2 separate regions of the Mus musculus genome follow, and region 2 is linked to region 1. Evidence: chromatin contacts called from ENCODE Hi-C or POLR2A ChIA-PET data. All regions are on one chromosome and are shown on one strand. Each heading gives the region's core, a stretch centred on a gene start or an enhancer-like site at or near the end of the contact. The rest is flanking DNA. Distances are from core to core; before and after follow the strand shown. Region 1 overlaps Ece1 (endothelin converting enzyme 1). Region 2 holds the start of 1700095J12Rik (RIKEN cDNA 1700095J12 gene).

Region 1 (6,096 bases), core at 2,060-4,559:
AAAAGGCTGGGTCCTACCTGTGGTCCTGGCATTGGCAGCCCTGGCTGGGAATCTATTCCTTGGGGTCAGGGCCCAGTATTAAAAGCCAGCCTGGGGCTGGAGAGATGCCTCAGCTGTTAAGAGCACTGACTGCTCTTCCAGAGGTCCTGAGTTCAAATCCCAGCAACCACATGGTGGCTCACAACCATCTGTAATGAGATCCGATGCCCTCTTCTGTCATGTTTGAAGACAGCTATAGTGTACTCGTGTACATAAAATAAATAAATCTCTTTTTAAAAAGGCCAGCCCTGGTCCTCTGTGCCCTTGAATTTTCCATGAGTCGCTCCCATCCACATACCCCAGAGGAGCATCAGTGGGTCCCTTGAGTGACCACTCTCCTCCGTCATCCACAGGTCGGGAGTACGACAAGGATGGGAACCTTCGACCCTGGTGGAAGAACTCGTCCGTGGAGGCGTTCAAGCAGCAGACGGAGTGCATGGTGCAGCAATACAGCAACTACAGCGTGAACGGGGAGCCCGTGAACGGTCGACACACCCTCGGGGAGAACATTGCCGACAACGGGGGACTCAAGGCGGCCTACCGGGTACGTCCACTCCTCATGGGCACTGTCCTGGGTCTGAGTCTGTTCAAGTGTCTCGTCGGCAGAGAGGATCGGGGCAGAAGCTCCACGCCCCTGGGCTTCTCAGGATGGAGTGGCTGAGTGCCGACTGAGAAAATAGTGAATTTAGGAGCTCAGCCCACAGAAGGCTTCCTGCTGGAAACCTGTCTTCCTGAGACACGGGAAGGATCGGGCCTGCTGCACAGCCTGGCCATTCCTTCCAGAAGTGGGGCTCTGGGTAGGAGGGGGCCTGTATTGGCCACTTTTTTCTTTTTTTTTCTTTCTTTCTTTCTTTCTTTCTTTTTTTTTTTTTTTTTTTTTTTTGGTTTTTTGGTTTTTGGAGACAGGGTTTCTCTGTATAGCCCTGGCTGTCCTGGAACTCACTCTGTAGACCAGGCTGGCCTCAAACTTAGAGATCTGCCTGCCTCTGCCTCCCAAGTGCTGGGATTAAAAGCGTGTGCCACCACGCCTGGCGGCCACTTTTTTCATTGTGAGAAAATACTTTGAGTTCTGGTTTGCAGCGGGGGATATAGTCTGTTTTTTTTTTTTTTTTTTTTTTTGGTGGGGGGAGCTGACTGGTCACATCCCCTCTGCAGACAGGACTTAGAAAACAAACAGGAAGTAGATTGGGCTGTAAGCCTGGAGGCCCGCCCCCAGTGACCCACTTCCTCCAGTGAGACGCTACCTCCTAAAGATTTTACAACCTTTCCAGAGAGCTGCACCATCTGGCAGCCAAGTGTTCAAACATGAACCAGTGGAGGACACTGCACATGTAGATCACAGCAGGGGCATTGATAGGGTTCTGGGTTCGAGTCCTGGGACTGGCATGATTCACCTGAGTTGTGTGACTGAAAACTGTTAACACCTGACTGGTAGGCCATTGGGAAGGTGAAACCAGGTGACTTGGACCCACAGGTGACCCAGAGAGGCACTCTTGAGATGTCAGTTAAGTTAAGTAGAAGAGAAAACAGACTGGGAAAAGGTGTAGACCTAGCAGAGGGCAATACAGAGGATCTTCCTAGCTGTGACCATAAGAATAGACACTCAGAAAAGCAGTGTTTACTGGGCCGTGCTGTGAGCAGACTCCAGGTCGCCAGCATTGCTCAAGAATTGGTGTTGGCATCTCATCTCCATTTTGCAGATACGGGAACTGAGTTCAGAAGTATATCAAAGTTGGCCTAGCCTCTGTCCGTCAGCAGGTATATATTGAGAGCCTTCTGCCCACCTGTGCTGTGTCTGAGGCCCAAGAGTGAAGCTGGCAGGTGGGAGCTGCTCTCACAGAGCCTGTGACATACACAGAGGCCGAGGTCAGGCAAGAAAAGCCTGGTGACAGAAGGGAGAGCCTGTCTGCTATTGATTGTGTGAAAGGCACTAAATGGGGCCAGCGATGGACTAAGGACCCAAGCCTGGCCTTCTGGAAGGGACAACATTTGAATTATGGCCTACCGGGGATCTCCGAGACCTTTTGACATTACAACATGATGTTATTGCCAACAAATGTCATGCTTGAGAACTGCACAGTTGGGGGCCAGAGGTGCTTTTAACTCAGCGCTTAAAAGCACTGGCTGATCTTCCAGAGGACCCAGGTTCAATTCCCAGCACCCACATGGCAGCTCACAGCTCCATTTCCAGAGGCTCTGACACCCTCAGACAGACAGGCATGCAGGCAAAATACCAATGCACATGAAATGTAAAAAAACAATAACAAACAAACAAACAAAAAACCCTGCACAATTAAGTTTCAAAAACAATCTGGGGCTGGAGAGATGGCTCAGCAGTTAAGAGCATTGGCTGTTTTTCCAAAGGTCCTGAGTTCAATTCTCAGCAACCATCTTGTGGCTCACAACCATCTGTAATGAGGTCTGGTGCCCTCTTCTGGTGAGCAGGTGTACATGCAGGCAGAACGTTGCATGCATAATAAGTACATCTTTAAAAACAAAACAAAACAATCTGGTTGCCGGTGAAACCCTACTGGTTGAGCCCTTGTCTGGCATGCATGAAGCCTGGGGTTTGATCCCTGGTACTCTGTAAAAACCAGGCCTGATGATGGTGAGCAAGACCAAGGACAGCCTGGGCTAGCTGAGACCTTGTCAAACACACACCCACACAGCCTCCTGTGTTAAGTGAGCGTATGGTTGTGTGTCAGGGGCTGCATCACTGCATCATTAACACCACAGGCTGCAGGTTGGACGTGCCTGAATTCTAAAAAGAGGCAGAAAAGCTGGGGGCATCGTCTCAGTACAAAGAAAAGCAAATGCAGAAGCCACGAGATGGATCCCAGCCTGGTACATTGAGGGACAGGAAGAAGTCGGGGGCAGAGTCGAATGAGGGTGCTGAGCTGGCAAGTAGCCCGGATGAGAGCTATACGAACTCGTGCAGCTGAGGCGGGGAGCTTCAGTTCTGCCCTGAAGACAGGGTTCTTAGCGGGGACAACAGGCTGGAGAGATGGCTCAGCAGTTAAGGGCAACAGCTGCTCTTCCAGAGGTCCTGGTTTGGTTCCCTGCACCCATGGGATGGCTCACAACCCCATGCATGCAGGCAAAATGCTCAGACACATAAAAGTAAATACATCTAAAAGAAATTTTGATAATTATTCTTAGAAGGTGGGTGGCAGGGAGCGGGGGGGGGGGTGGAGGAGCTGTGGCCGCAGCCTTCAAGCAGCATTCAGCCCTCCCACTGTTTCCATGGTTCCGAGGAACAAGGCCATGCCCGTCGTTCCTGTGTTATCTGTGGCTCCAGTTTAAACTATGAGCGGCTGAGTGGGTACAGCCGGGACCCCGCCCACAAAGCTGTGGAAGGTTTCCTGTCCCCAGCTCTCAAGGAAATCAGGCACAACCACCTGGGAAGGCTCACAGAGGCCTCCACTTGGGAAAGAATCGACTTGAGTCAGGGTAACCAGTCAGACAAGAGGTGCCTGGGCAGGGTGACGTGGTCGGATCTGGGAGGTTTGGTTTGATTGAAGGAATCAAAGACTGTAGAGTTCTATCTAGCCTTTGGGCTCAAGCAGCTGCGGGGAGAACAAGAGGGCTGTTGACTATGATGGGGAAGCTCTAAGTGTGTGTGTGTGTGTGTGTGTGTGTGTGTGTGTGTGTGTGTGTGTGTGTGTGTGTGTGTGTGGTGTGTGTAGGTGAGAATGGAGAGAGCTGAGAGCTGTCATCCCATTTGTGCCGTGTGGAGTTTGAGATGCATCTTGGGTATCTGGCTGGGAGCATTACGATAAACACATCTGGAAAGAGGCTGGAGCAGAAAGCATGCATTTGACAGCTGTCATGGTTGAGTGTGTGTTTTAGGCCATAGGGTTGAATTCATCCCCTTTTGAATGGGAACACAGAAGGAAGCCAACTCCCAGACATGCCCCTCTTCCCCTAAACCTCCTCCACGGTGGCGGCCCTCATCCGTGCGGTGTCATGTCTAAACTCTGCTGTTCTGTCCTCGCAGGCGTACCAGAACTGGGTAAAGAAGAACGGAGCTGAGCAGACGCTGCCCACCCTGGGTCTCACCAGCAACCAGCTCTTCTTCCTAGGATTTGCACAGGTGAGCTCACCGGGGGGAAAAGGCCGGTGTGGCCCATCATGGGGGTGTACAGGAACTTCAGAGCCAGAGGCACTTTCCTCTCACATGGCACCTTCCTAAGTCATCCGACTGCCTTTGGGACATCCCATCTCTCTATTAGTGGCTCTCAACCTGTGGGTCACAACTTGTGGTGTGTGGGAGGGTCAAATGACCCTTTCACAGGGTTCACCCAAGACTATCAGGAAACACAGTTACTTACATCATGATTCATGACAGTAGCAAAGTTAGAGTTATGAAGTAGCAATGAAAACAATTTTATGGTAGGGGGTCACCACACCATGAGGTGTTAAGGGTCTCCTCATTAGGAAGGGTGAGAACTACTGCCCTATACTGAGGTGAGATGCAAGGAAGGAAGGAAGGACTAAGCTTGGAATGAAGGATGCTGGAGAGAGATAGCTCAGTGGTTACTGCACTGCCGCACTTACAGAGGACCTGGTTTGGTTCCCAGCACCCCAATAGCGGCTCGCAGCCATCCATAACTCTGGTTTCCGGGAGGCCAGACACACTCTCCTGGCCTCCAAGGACACTGCTTGTGCCATCATGCCTGGTTCTAGAAGTTTCTGAAACTTGGTTGTCCTTGAATGTGCCTCCAGCCACAAGCCTTCTGTTGGTGCCTAGAATTATCAGGCAGTTAAGCAGGGTGTCCTTCCCAGCAAAGGAGAGTTCTGGATCAAAGCCGCCAAGGTGTCTGAGTAACGTTTGGCAGACTAATGAGCCAGGTGCAGGAGGGTCAGAGCCTTTGCTCTGGCTGGAGGGGCAAAGGGCAGAAACCCCTGCAGAGGGGGTGCCACCTGTAGGCGTATCTGCCCTCTGGCATCCTTATGTCACCCGCTCCTGGCTCACTGCGATGTCAGGCTCATTCTGCTATTGTAGTAAGGAGGCCAGTGCAGCAGCTTCAGCCCCCACAGTGACCCCAGCTTCCCCTCATTACCACCCCACCCACCACCCCTAGGTCTGGTGCTCTGTCCGCACACCTGAGAGCTCCCACGAAGGCCTCATCACGGATCCGCACAGCCCCTCTCGCTTCCGGGTCATCGGCTCGCTCTCCAACTCCAAGGAGTTCTCAGAACACTTTCGCTGCCCGCCTGGCTCTCCCATGAACCCTCATCACAAGTGCGAAGTCTGGTAAGGGCTAAAGCGCAGAGAGCACGGACAGAAAAAGGGAAGGAGCTGCAGCTAGCTCCCAGCGGAGCCATGTTGCCACCCTCCTCCCAGCCCCTCGGCCTAGGGCCCCTTCCCCACTCTGGAGAGTATGCAGCCATCCTAAGCCTAAGATGGATGGAGCCTCACCACTCGAAGCCAAGATTTGACCCCCTGTGAAGCTCCGGCATCCTGGACACCGGTGCGTGATGCTAGGCGGGCCTTTGGATGTGTCAAGCTGGTGGCTTGCCAGCCCTGGGCCTCACACTGACAATGGCAGTGGGACATGGCCCCCTGCCCACATCCAATGCCAGATACACCACAATACCACTGTGTCAAATGCTTTAAAGATATATTTTTGGGGAGACTATTTTTTAAGCATTATGGAATACACTGGAAATCTTCAGGGAAAATACATTTAAAACACTTTTTTTTTAAAAAAAGAAAAGAAAAGATTAGTATATTTATTATGTTCTCTTTTTTCTAAACAACCTGTGGACAAAGGAAACCCCACTAATTTACCCCCTGGGAACCCCAGGCTGTGGAGAAGGCTGCCAGTTTGAGCGAGCACTACTTTAGCCCATTGCTGGTGTAATTACTTCTATAGTCACCGGTGCAGTCAGGAGATGTAGGGGCCCAGGCAGAGGGGGTGAGCAGCTGAAGGGCCTGGTTATGGGCGTGACCTTCTCAGCTTACCTGTCCTGTCGCTGGAGTCCAACCATGGGAAGCCCAACAAGGATGGGTTGATACCCAAGTGATAGTTGAGGCAGCACAAAGGCAGAGTA
Region 2 (6,096 bases), core at 2,195-4,694, 180 kb after region 1:
GAAATGGGTACACATTTCTGTGGGCAAGCCTCAGGGAGCCCACATTTGTTGCCTGTCTGTGGGGTTGGTTTCTTCTTTTCTGTGGACCTTAATAATCTACTGTCCATTCATTAACAAAAATTAGGGGAAATATACTTGGTGGTTTTTTGTTTTTGGTGTGTGTGATTTCATTTTTGAACCAGCTATCTCACATATAGCTCTGTCTGGCCTGGAACTTGCTTTGTAAAACAAGCGTAGCTTTGAACTCACAGAGATACGGCTGTCCCTGCCTCCCAGTCCTGGGATTAACAGAACTCACCATCAGCTATTAACTAATGTCCTTGCACTCGGGGCTCTACCTGAAAGTTAATTCATAGGGATTTTCCTAGTTTATCAAAATGTTATACACTTGGTCAAACTCCCTCTCTTTCTGTTTTAATCCTGTTAGGACAGTTATTTCCCAAAGGCTAGCGGAATCCATCACCTTACCCTATAGCATTCCCAATGTGCTGTGCAGTGGACAGCCCCACAGCGGCAGTAATAACCTTTGGGCATCATTCTCCAAGTCTGTAACTAGAACAGTATAGTAGCTTACCTTCTGGGTAGTGTGGGCTTCTGGGCTTCTGAGCAGATCACTTCATGGCCTGAGCTGGCACTGGACTTGTTCTCATCAGCCTCCTAAATGCTGCCATAGCCACTCCTGACTTTCCCAATCGCGCCTTTGATCCCAGTACTCGAGAGGGAGAGGCAGGTGGATCTTCCAGGACAGCCACCAGGGCTACGCACACACACACACGCACACGATTCATTACCTACCCAGAATTTCTACTAGATGAGGAGAAATGCAAGCCAAGACAAGAATCAATAGAGGAGATAGTTAACTGACATATTCCATAAGGGAAAAGCATAGCATATTTCATAGTCATAAAAGTAGGAAAAGGTCACTCTGCGTGTGTGTGTGTGTGTGTGTGTGTGCGCGCTCGTGCACGCGTGTCTGTCTGTCTAGGCAAGGTATCTCTGTAGCCTTGACTATCCTGGAACTTCTGCAGACCTCTAGCTCACAAACCCACCTTCCTTTGCCTTCAGAGTGCTGAGATTAAAGACATGCCTAGCCCCCTCACTTTCTGATATTTTTAGTCAATAATCTAATAAATACATTCTTGAACACCTGCAAGAATAGAAGTGCAAGAAGTCTCGTGTAAAATGGAATGTAAGCTTACCTTTTGGGAAGCTCAATTGGGCAGTATTTAGCAGAATGCATACATGAAAGGGATGAGGTGTGTTTAGCTTTGTTGGAGTGTTCAGAGGCCAGGAGAGAGCACCAAATCCCAGAGCTAGAGTTTCAGGCAGTTGTGGGATGCCTGGCCCAGTATTCGGGTGCTCCCTCCGTTCTGCAGGTTTGTGAGAGCAGGCACTCTTAACCTCCTGGGCCATAGCTCCGCCCCAGGAGGAGTTTCCTTAACAAATAAGGCAAAAGGGACACATCTGCCCAGCTAGCCTGTGCAGTGTACAGATGGGTGAGTGTGCCTGTCTGCTCTGATGATCCATAGGACTTTTGCAGACGAAGTTCACGGTGGTGGGGGTGGGGGTGGGGGGCTTAGTTGGGATGGGCATTAGTTACAATTGTTTGTTCTAGTTGACATTTGTGTCTTGGAACTCATTACTTGGTGCACAGACTTTTTCTTTTCATAAAAAGGAATGCTGTGTACATGTGTATATCATAAAGCATCTAATATCTGGGCATGCTGTTAGCGTGCATGAGTGCAGTGTTCTCCCAGCACGCCAAGTCGCTGAACATCACAACAGACAACTACATACATTTCAGTAAATGTTCTCAGCTGTCTCCTCATGTGATAGCAGCAGTCGACTGCCCAGATCATGGGCATATTTATTACCTCACAGAGAAGTAGCTCAGCAGTTAAGAGGGCTTGCTGCTTTTCCAGAAAATCCGAGTTTGGATCCCAAATAAGAAAGAAGCCCGGTACCCCACAAATGCCTGTAACTCCAGCTCCAGGGGACCAAACCATCTCTTCTGCTCTCTGCAGGCACTGCACACACATGGCACACACAGTATGCACATAAATAAAAAGCTGCTTTATTGTTCATCAATCCCTGCTTGCTGTTTTACAGGCATCTAGACCCCACCACCGTTCTCCTGCCTTCTCACCACAGTTCCTTGCCAGCCAGGCCCCTTCTCACATCTCCCTCAGTTCTCCTGCTTCCTCTACTTAAAAAGGCCTTTTTTTTTTTTTAATCCATTGGTGTTTTGCGTACGTATGTGAGTATGTGTGTGTGCATATTGGATTCCCTGGAAATGCCACGTGGGAACTCAGGTCCTCTATTAGAGTAGTAGCCAGGGCTCTTAACAACTGAACTGTGTCGTGTCTTCCCCCCCCCCCCCGCTCCCAACCCCAAAAGGCCTTTTGATTACATGGTGTCTAGTTTCCTATTCATCCAAAGATACTTCATTTTACCACATAATCAAGGGCACTTTGCCACACAAAGGTTTGAGTCATAGGGGTCAATGTCATATGAACATTTTGGGCGAAGATTTATTGTGCATAGCACACTGCAAAGGTGATATTAATATGGAAATTAAAACCACTAATTGAATATATTGTTAAAGTATCTTCATTCTGTTGGCCTCAGCATCCACCTTCAGAAACAATTAAAAGAAAAGTAAATTAAACTCAAATGATAGGGGAAATTACGCTAAGATTAGAAGTAAAATGTAAACTGAAGGCCGTTAGTGCAAGTACCAACCGAGCTCCCTCGGATGCCATCGTCCGACAGCCCTGTGAGCAGTAACGGTGAAGCAACGAGGGAAAACTCAGTGTGCTTACTTGGCTGCTTTTGGGAGAGCAGAAGTCCTGCCTTTCAGCCGAGTCCGGTAGCTTCTTCTCTCTGTCTTTCCCAGTGATCCATCATCCGTGCGTCGACGTCGTCGGCCTGGTTCTCTGGCCTGATTCTCGAGGCTCATTCATGGCTTCACTGTGTGTGTGGTTGATTTGGTTGGTGGTTTGGGGGGCTTGTTGGTTTTGTTTGGTTTTGGTAAGGTCTTACCTTGTAGCCCTGGTTGTCGTGGAATTTGCTGTGTTGACCAGGCCAGCCTAGAACTTGCAGCCAGCCATCTGCCTCTGCCCCTCGAGTACTGGAATCAAAGGTGCGCACCGTCGCCCCACAGACTCCATTGTAGTTCTCTTCTCTCAGCTTTTCCTTGTTTCCTAGAGAAATTGACAGCTTTTCTTTTCTAGATTCCTATGGGAATTTCTAAAGTGAAAAAACCAAAATGTCAAGGGTGTGTCCGCAGCCAAAAGGAACCCAGTCGAGGCCTGGGAATGTGAGGACGCTGGTATAGTGCCAACTGAAGGGCAGGGGCTGAGAAGAGACCTCATGTGAACAGAAGCCCTATGGGAAGAGGAGGGGGAAGCCCAGGTGTCTAGGGTGGGAACTCCCAGAGAATTCCATTACTGGAACATTCTACTCTGTTTATGTATAAGCCTGTGACAATGCCCTTGGTCCCACCTCAGCCGTGGTAAAGCACATAACACAGTTTTGTGTCACTTGTGTCCTGAGCCCTGGACTCTGTGCACACTGTCTTCAAACTGGAGGATCAGTCACAGAGTCCGCAGTGATTTGAAAGGAAGAGAAGGGGCCTCTTGTAATTCATACTTTCTCCGCTGGCAGCCGTACTCTCTTCATTCTCATTATCAGATTGTGGTGAAAAAGTAAAATCTCTTCACAATCTAAAAAAAATCCCAGAAATACAGAAAAGCAGCAAAAACAGTTTTATCATTGAACAAACGTAAGTGCTGGACCGAGTCCCTCGGGCAGCCTGGACTTGAGAGGGCCAAGTTGCCGAGAACTGCAGCCCTGCCTTCCACTCCAATTCTCGACTGAAAGGCAAGGACAGGCTCGGTGTCCTAGTGCCTCGAGCCCTCTGCTTGCGTCTATGGAAGGAGTGAATATGAATAAAAAATCAGTTTGACGTTGTGGCTCCTTATTTCATCCTGTGCCGATAGCAATTGGCTGGAATTACCGTCAGTGGTAACAGCAGTAGCGGCGGTTGGCTTTTTGCAACAAGCCTTTTCTGTGTAGTCCACCATGGCTTTGAATTCCCTGGGTCCACGCTGGTCTTAAACATGAAATTCTACTACCACAGCTTCCATGTGCCATACCCCTAAACTGTATTTCTTCTGTCTTCAGCCGTCTTGTCATGTTCCAACCTAGTTCATCTGAACTTCTGGAAGGTTCAGCAGCTGTCAGTTGCTTTTATTCTAATGAAAAGCAGAATCTGGGTCTTTATGACAGGCAGGCAGGTAGTTACTAGAGCCAGGCTCCTTCCTGCATGAAGAGTCCCATTGTGACAAGAGAGACGGTGGAGCTATGGAGGCAGCCTCTGGCTCTGAGTTACAGGGTTGATAAAAATACACCTCCCAGGGATGGAGATGTAGCATGGGTTCTCTAGGGCAGTGCAGACACGTGACTGCCTGTAGCTGTAGGCGGAGACTGTTGAGGTTCTAGGACCTGCCAGTCAGTGGCTTGGATAAACCCTGCCGGGCTTGTTGTGGGTGTGAAATTGCAAACCTGTTGGATTTTATAATACTTTGGACTTCCATAGGCTAGTCAAACATTTTATTCTGTTCTTACTTTTTACATTTTGCTTATTTTGTGTGAGTGTGCAACACGCTGTATGTGGCTGTCAGGGCATAGCTTGTGAGAGAATGTGTTCTTCCACCTTGTGGGACCTAAGAATTGAACTCTGGTGTAAACGTAAGTTTTTTTTTTTTTTTTTAAGATTTATTTATATGAGTACACTATAGCTGTCTTCAGACGCACCAGAAGAGGGCGTCAGATCTCATTACAGGTAGTTGTGAGCTACCATGTGTTTGCTGGGAATTGAACTCAGTACCTCTGGAAGAGCAGTCAGTGTTCTTAACTGCTGAGCCATCTCTCCAGGCCCATAAACGTAATTTTTATTAGCCTGATATAATTGTCCTCGCTGAGGCTTACTGCCTCCATTTGCTAACCTAGGCCTAGTCCCGGGAGCTTCTAGCCTCTGTACAATTTTATCCAGATCTAGAGTGGTCCAGCCTCGGACACTTCCTGCTGATAAGCTCACCCTTTCTACTTCTTTTTGATATCTGTTGACTGCTTAAACTCAGCTCTTGTGGCTCAAACTCCTCTGCAAGCTGACTGGTTCAATCTGGCTTCTCTCTCAGCCTCTGACTGAGTTGCTCTGCTTGACCTCATACTAACTTTGGCAATGTGATCTAATCTTCTGGCTCCTTCTCGTTTTCTGGTTTGGTCTGTCTTCACCCTGTCTCTGCACAACTGCCCTGACAAACTGCCTCCTTTCTCCTTTTTGCACCCTCCCTCAGATAGCTTCCCTTTCTTCTCTCATGAGAGTCGGGCAGATCCTATTCTGTCAAATCTTTCTCTGATTCATCACTTGTGTGTGCTGCTCAATTAGACATGGGTGCTTCTTTCTACAAAGTAACTTTCCCTTCATTGTTTGGGTGTATACTAAGGGCATCTGTATTCCAGCCAGAGGGATTAAAGGTGTGTGCTAAGGGCACCACAACTAGAAATAGTGCTTTTCAGTAACTAACACAACCTCACAGTGTGATCAGTCTTGCAACATTATAATCTTCAGATACCCCCAGAAGAGGGTGTCAGATCTCATTATGGATGGTTGTGAGCCACCATGTGGTTGCTGGTATTTGAACTCGGGACCTTTGGAAGAGCAGTCAGTGCTCTTAACCTCTGAGCCATCTCTTCAGCCCTGGTCATCTGCTTCTTAAATGGTCTTAATTGAATGGCTCGAATCCTTAGTTTTGTCCCATTAGCATTTTTATGGGTTTTTACTATTTAGTTTAAGTTTAAATTATGTTTTTAAGTTTTTAATTTTAAGTTTCAGTTATGTCTGTCATAGAGAAAAGTTACTTCCCCACCAATAGAATGTTAATATGAACTTTACAGTTTAACAACATTTAGTGGAGTGGATATGTAGGAAATTCAGTAGTTCGGTTTGCACAAGGGGGCTGGAGAGATGGCTCAGCGGTTAAGAGCACTGCTCTTTCAGAGGTCCTGAGTTCAATTCCCAGCAACCACATG

What was found. Hi-C counts contacts between places; a loop is a spot of excess contacts on that map. ChIA-PET counts read pairs that join two places held with the same protein, here RNA polymerase II (POLR2A).
Region 2: a loop to region 1 is called in a map of mouse trophoblast stem cell, with 2.6 times the contacts of the local background. The contact joins the promoter of 1700095J12Rik here to the enhancer-like site in region 1. A Hi-C loop is called at or near these places in 1 of 37 maps with a recorded cell type or tissue (mouse trophoblast stem cell). POLR2A ChIA-PET finds 5 or more read pairs at or near these places in 1 of 5 experiments (embryonic stem cell).

Annotation. Positions count from the first base shown.
Region 1 is chr4:137,957,607-137,963,702 of GRCm38, forward strand. It overlaps Ece1 (endothelin converting enzyme 1), which reads left to right. Exons shown (of 19, transcript NM_001369179.1): 17 at 393-583; 18 at 4,037-4,132; 19 at 5,124-6,096. The coding sequence ends at 5,300. Among named protein-coding and RNA genes, the nearest start is that of Eif4g3, 33 kb to the right of the region's middle. Within about 2 kb of position 3,310, at least 1 of the 3 ENCODE cell types and tissues checked has a DNase peak (open chromatin) inside an H3K27ac peak, as active enhancers do.
Region 2 is chr4:138,135,074-138,141,169 of GRCm38, forward strand. It overlaps 1700095J12Rik (RIKEN cDNA 1700095J12 gene), which reads right to left and starts at 3,445. Exons shown (of 2, transcript NR_126429.1): 1 at 2,823-3,445; 2 at 2,507-2,635. All of the region lies in intron 12 of Eif4g3 (eukaryotic translation initiation factor 4 gamma, 3), which reads left to right.